Linked DNA regions of Homo sapiens: region 2 is linked to region 1. A link is a contact called in ENCODE Hi-C or POLR2A ChIA-PET data. All regions are on one chromosome and are shown on one strand. The core of a region is the stretch at or near the end of the contact, and the rest is flanking DNA. Distances in the headings are between cores, read along the strand shown. Region 1 holds the start of HMGA2 (high mobility group AT-hook 2). Region 2 overlaps MSRB3-AS1 (MSRB3 antisense RNA 1).

Region 1 (2,947 bases), core at 177-2,676:
GCGCCAAGGGGGCGGCTGCGGCGCGCCAGCCCCCGACCCGCGAGCAGCCCCGGGAGGCGGGAGAAAGAGCCTCCGGCCCCCAAGACTCTAGCCCCTTCAGCCCAGATCGGCCGAAGCGCCCGGGTCCCCGGCACCTCCTTCCTCCCGGGCAGTTGCAAAAGCAACTCGGAAAGCGCCTGCGAGCCCGGGTTTGTCGGATCCCGGTCGCTTCCAGTCACTGGGCGACACCGCGCCACTCGGGGCCGTGCACAATAGCGAAAGTCCGAGGACGCGCTTCGCCCGACCCCACCTCCCGCCTTCCCCGGGCCGCCCGCCGCGGCTCCCCACCTCCCCGCCCGGAGGGTTGCTGGCGCCCCGGGGCCGCGCGGCGCACTCGTGGGGTCTGCGCCGCTCCCCCCGGCCGGCCGGCGGGCAGTGTGCGACGGCCGCGGCGACTGGGCTCCCGCACTCCGGCCGCCCCGCGCGTGTCTGGGCCCCGGCAGTGGGGACGGGGTGGGCTGGTGCCCCCACCGCGCCCTCGTACTGACTTGCTGCTGCTTCCTGGGGCGGCCGCGTCCTCTCTTCTGAGGCGCTGGGGCGGCAGGTTGTCCCTGGGCTGAAGTGGACGGCTGCCCCGCGCCCTCACCGCGTGCGCTCATCCTGCCTCCCGCCGCCGCTACCGCCGCTGCAGCCGCTTCGCCTCGACCGCCCCGGAGCTGCCCAGCACCTTTCGGGAGATGAGGTGATAGGGCTGGGGACGCCGGCGGGGCGAGCGCGAGCTGGCGGGCTGCGAGGGCTGCTGTTGCTTAGGCTGCCGCCGCTGCCACCATCAACACCGGACGTCCAGCGGCTGCCAAAAAGAGAAGAGGGGAGGAGGAGGAGGAGAGGAGGAGGCGCTGCCGGTGGCGGCGGCGGCGGTGGGTGGGTGCCGGAGGTGGAGGTGGCGGTGGAGGTGGAGGTAGCAAGAGGAGGAGGGAAGCGAGGGAGAAGGAAGAGAGGCTTTGAGGTCGCAGAGGCTCCTCTCGCGGGTTGGGATCAGGAGTTGCGGGCACCGGGAGCACTTCGGAAGCGGCTTGGAAAGGGAAGAGACTTGGAGTGAATTGTGTCCCTTGAAATGTTAGGCGGGGAAAGAATTCCTCCTCCTCTTCCCCCCACCCTGCGAGAGAGAGAGAGAGAGAGAGAGAGAGAGAGAGAGAGAGAGAGAGAGAGAGAGAGAAGAGATTGAGATTGAAAGTGCCTTGGGCAGTCGGAAAGCAAAGGAGGATGGGGAGACTCCGCCGGGATAGGGTCGGGCACGGAGCACAGGCAGAGGACAGAGTAGTGGGTGGCACCGCGCCTCCTAGGGTGGCGGGAGCAGGCAGCGGCGGCACCGGAGAGTCGGAGGGGGACGGGCTGCTAGCTCCTGAGTCTTGCACCAAGCGCGCGCTGCCCGGGCTGGAAGTTTTCTGAGTTCCTGCCCCAAGATTCAAGTGGGATGAGTGTGTGTGAGTGTGTGTGAGTGTGAGTGTGTGTGGTGTGTGTGCGTGCACGCGCTTGCGCTTGGGGAGGGGGTGGTGGTGGGGGGAGTGCCCACCTCTAATCGTGGGCGGATAAAGGGGAGGGGGTTGCGCAGGAAGAAAAGTATGAGGAGGAGGGAGGCCAGGCGGACCGCCGAGCCAAGGCGCCTGGCTGCTAGCCAGAGGCAGCGTTCGAAATACAACTGCCTCGGCGGCGGCGGCGCCCGGGTGCCACCCGGAGCCCCGCTCACGTGCTCCCGCCCGGCGGCGGGGTTAAAGGGACAGGCCGGGGATCCCGGGCTGGCTCGCCGTGGGCCTAGCTCCACCCGCCTCTCGAGGTCACCCCTGGGCAGTTGTCCTGGGAAGGCGCGGGAACGTGACTGTCCCGGAGCCACGTTTCGGGGCTTGGCCTTTACCTGCGCCTCTACCGTGCCGAGCCAACACTTTGCAGGAAGCGTCTAGGCTGCACCTCAGGCAGCGCACCGGTTCACTGTGAGTGGGAAGGGACTGCAGTGGAGTGGGAGAGGTCCCCTGACAGCCGTACTCCGCCTCGGAATGCCCTCACCACAGAGCCTGCGGGCGGGCGAGCGCGCACATACACGGAGACATGCATGCAGATACACACGAACACGCGTGTAAGCACATGCACGCAGATACACGTGGACACGGGGGCATTCATGCGCTGGTAAACACCCGCATTTACACACACACACATACACACAGGCACGCAGATAGACATGCACATTCGCAGACACATGCAAACAATGTGCACACACAGAGCGCCCCAGCTTCTTCATTGAACTTTTTTCTCCAGGAAAGACTAGAGGCAACCGAAGTTCCCTCCCCATCCCCCTCCCCGGGAATCCGATGTTCCCAGGGTAAAGGGCACCTTGTAGATTCCTAACACCACAATTGCACTCACTGCCCAACTCTCCCTTCAGTTTACCTCGATTTAACCTTCTGCCTGAGAACTCTCTTTCTGCCAAGTCCTAATTTTATGGCCTGGGCTGTTCTGAGTTATGTGAACACCATAATGGCCACAGTCCGTTTTTAAAAGGTGGAGTACATTTTTAAATGTACCTCTTTTCATCCTTGAATAACACAAAACTCTGAAAAAATTAGGTTCAGATTTTCACACATCACACCCAAAATTATTTTGGACTAATTCCAAAATAAAAACTTTCACCTGGGGAAGAATTTATTTTTTTCAAAGATACAGACCACCGTGGAATAAAAACGCCTACTTTGCAGCCCTAAGCAGGAGTTAGGCACCGCCAGGTTCCGCTGTGCATGTGGAGGAGGCGCGTGTAAATGTCTGCTTTGGCGCGGCAGCGCTGATTGGTCCGCGTTGCCATTTTAAATCCATTTCCAGCTGCCCTTTGCAGAGCTGGGACACTTTGCTGCACGTTGAGTGCTCTGCAGGAACCCAGGGTTTCTGCTGGGTCTGGGAACGCTTAGCTGTAATGGAGAGA
Region 2 (3,345 bases), core at 612-3,111, 310 kb after region 1:
TGTCCCTGGCATCAAGCACCCATGACACATTTATCCAATGTTGAATGACTAAGAGTGAACAATGGTCCGTGTATCTAAGAAGGTGTTAGTACTAATACAGTACAGCCGTGGTAGAAAGCCCAGTCACTATGTGTGTAACTTCGGGTCCTCCAAGAAGCAGACACCAAGACAGGGATTTAGACACATAAGAGGTTTACTGAGGGAAGTGTATGTGGGAGAGAAAAGGTTGAAAGGAAGATGAGCAGAATACACAGGGAGAGGGAGGGGAGGACAGAAGGGGAACAAGGTAGGAGAAAGTCGCAGGCTGTAGCACAATTCCCAGGAGCTGCTGCCAGGCTGATGGGAAGTCTTTGAGCTAAAGTCGTTGCTGGAGGAGTCCTAGCTCTCAATGAATGAGCTTGTGTTGGCATCCATACCACGCTCCATCAATGGCCTGGAGCAGCCCACAGGAAGCATGGCCTTGGGTCAAGCAGAGTAACATGGTGAGAATGTGGATGTGAACTTAGAGTTTGGCATCTGGGGTAATCAGCCAGCTACTCTCCATCACTCTCCCTGAAGCAAGGGGTCTGAGTGTTACCAATTCATGGCAGCCACAGTACAGAATACTAATAATAGCAATAATTAATAATAATAATTAGCACTTACCAATATGATGCTACGTGTTTTCTATGTATGATCTCATCACCGCTCACAACAACACTAAGAGGTAACCCATTTGACAAATAAGGAAATGCAAGCATAAGGGTTTCTCCCTCCAGAGCTCTCTCCACTGAGCTGGCCAGAACCCAGTTGGCATCCATGTCACTCAGCTATCTGATGCCAGGAATAAACAGGGGATGGCAAATGCCTACTGTCAGCCTCAGCCTGCCGCCAGCAGCAACTCAGTGGCTCTGCTAGCCTCTGGACTCACACCACCCTTCCATGGCTCAGCGTAGGCCTGAGCCTGTGCCTACATCCTTGCGCACATTTTGTGCGGTCCTCAGAAATGTGCCTTCTGAGGTCCGCCGATAGGGAGAGTGTGCGCTGCTGCCTGCGCTAACAGGATTGAGCTTTATATGACAGGAAGACTAATATGGGCCCTGAGCCATGTGCTGCTGGAGAGGAGTGTGGATGCTCTTTGTTAAGCTCCTGGGGTCTGGAAGGAAGCAGCTATGCTCTTGTTTAATTCCATATGAGCAGCTTTTTTATTTTTACAAATAGTCCTCTTGCTGTTAGGGAGTGAGTGAGCGACATAAATCATCATCATGTATTTGGCAGCCAGGATTTCTTGGGCATGGTCCTCATTAAAGTCTTTAGTTGCAGGGTTCCTGGAGAACTTCCTTTGATATCTAAAAACATCAAACTGAAAAGGCCGTGGTTATGAGGAGGAGGAGGAGGAGGAGGAGGAGGAGGAAAGGGGGTGGAGAAGAGGGGGCGGAAGCTCACGAGGACCCCAGAATTGCTATTGGGAAACAGCAAGGCAAAACTAGGACTATTATTCACAGTTACAAAAAAAAAAAAAAATCAGGAGCAGGAGCAGCAGGAGCTATAAAACCACCCTGCTGAACAGAATCCAATATGCCGAGACAAAGAGAGAAAGCGGCACAGGCCAGGCGGGAAGGGTGGGTTCTTTAGGTGATTCACAAAAAAGGGAAAGTTCTCTGAGCCTTTCCCTCCCCAGACCTCAGCCCAGCAGGCCCTGGCCGTCAATGAACTAACCTTTTCCTAAGGCCTTGTCTCCCTGCTGGGCGGGAATCCAATCCCCGGGCAAAGGTCACTGAAAATACCATCACGCTGTTGGCAGTGGCTGTTCATTCACAAAATGAGCCCCTTTGTGATAAAAGCGGGGAGAGCAGACCCGAGGCTTGTGTGCATTCCAAGCCGATGGAGGAGAGCTGCCAACGCGCTCGTCAGTGGGAGCACATGCGGCTCACTTTACACGATTGATGTGGCCCTGCAGAACCATGTACATCGAATTCCTATAAATCAAATCGCATTTTAAATGCACCAGGGGAGCCGGCCATTTAAAGGAACCCTGCAGTGAATCCTTTTGAAAAGTGAAAAATCACTGCTGAATTGATCTATTTTGCCACGAAGTAACAAATATTTACTGAGTGCTTATAATGTACCATGCAAAGTACTAGGCGCGGTGAGCGTTTCTTAAAATGGAGTGTCCCTGAGCCAGGGAAGAGCCCTTGGAGAGGGTTGTTTTGGGTTTTGGTTAAACCAGGATGAGCTAAGTACAGAAGCAGGAGGAGAGACTCCAGCTGGAGCCATATCCTCATGTCACGGCTAAAGGATCCACCAGTTGGTCTCCCTCTGGATAACCAGGCGATATTTCTCATTCATGATGACAAGCAATGCTTAGTGTCTTTTTAAGATCCGAAGGAGGTTATGGCCAGAGGCCCAGGGAAAAGGCCAGGCCCTCCTACCAGGGCATACAACCTGAGTCAGTGTCTGAATCAATATCCACCAGTACTGGCAATCAACTCTTTCTGTGGTTCTTTCTAGGAAACTCACTGCCAAGCTTATTCTTTCTGGGCTCCTATATATTGTTTGGTATACATAGAAAGAGATTTGCATATAACTTGAGTTAATCATATCTGCAAGACATATATAAGTTGTAGCCTCTAACATTTGGGAAATGCATCGTGCTTGAAAACACCTTCAAAAGAGACCCTAAGATAATTGAGGCTGTGGAAAAACAAAACCAAACAAAAGCATTTTCCTGGAATGAACCTGGGCAGACTCAGGTATGAGACTGCCAGCATTGGAATCCCAGATCTATCATGTTATTATATGACCTCAAGTAAGTTATTTATCAGCTTCATATTTTAGTTTGCTTACCTGTAAGATGGGGATAAATAATAGAACCTACCTCAGAAAATATTTGTAAGGATTAAATCAAAAGTGATTTTACGTCTAAAGGCTTAGTACATGCTCAATAAATGTTCATTATCATGACTTTGTAGTTCATTTAAAAAGTAAAACCCTAGGCATACGCTGCATAGTTTTAGAAGTCTGACTGTTTGGTAGGAGCTGGTTGTCAATTGGATGAAGCATCATAAAGGAGGGACAATACGTGCACTAAAATGTTGCCATTGTTTGACTTTATATGTCTCCAAAGGAAAATGAACTCTGTGCAATCCAAGCAGTGTTTTTGCAGACACTATTTAGAGAAGCATCTTTGGCATTTAGAATGGAAAAGGGATCTTTTAAAAAGATCACCTGGTCTAAACTCTTAACTTCATAATGAGGAAAAACAAAACAAAACAAAAAAACCAGAAGTAAGAGATTTAGCCAGGGTATACATCTTGGCTAAAATAATAATAATAATAATGTCTATGACCTTCCAATCCAGGATGC

The links. Hi-C counts contacts between places; a loop is a spot of excess contacts on that map. ChIA-PET counts read pairs that join two places held with the same protein, here RNA polymerase II (POLR2A).
Region 2: a map of A673 shows a loop between it and region 1 (4-fold over the local background). The contact joins the enhancer-like site here to the promoter of HMGA2 in region 1. A Hi-C loop is called at or near these places in 1 of 168 maps with a recorded cell type or tissue (A673). POLR2A ChIA-PET finds 5 or more read pairs at or near these places in 3 of 52 experiments (AG04449, AG04450 and WTC11).

What each region holds. Positions count from the first base shown.
Region 1 is chr12:65,822,962-65,825,908 of GRCh38, reverse strand. It overlaps HMGA2 (high mobility group AT-hook 2), which reads right to left and starts at 1,426. Exons shown (of 5, transcript NM_003483.6): 1 at 528-1,426. The coding sequence starts at 638. It also overlaps the pseudogene RPSAP52. RefSeq lists an enhancer at 1-306.
Region 2 is chr12:65,509,212-65,512,556 of GRCh38, reverse strand. All of the region lies in intron 2 of MSRB3-AS1 (MSRB3 antisense RNA 1), which reads left to right. Among named protein-coding and RNA genes, the nearest start is that of LINC02454, 92 kb to the left of the region's middle. Within about 2 kb of position 1,861, at least 6 of the 41 ENCODE cell types and tissues checked have a DNase peak (open chromatin) inside an H3K27ac peak, as active enhancers do; they include A673, where a contact is called at or near this core.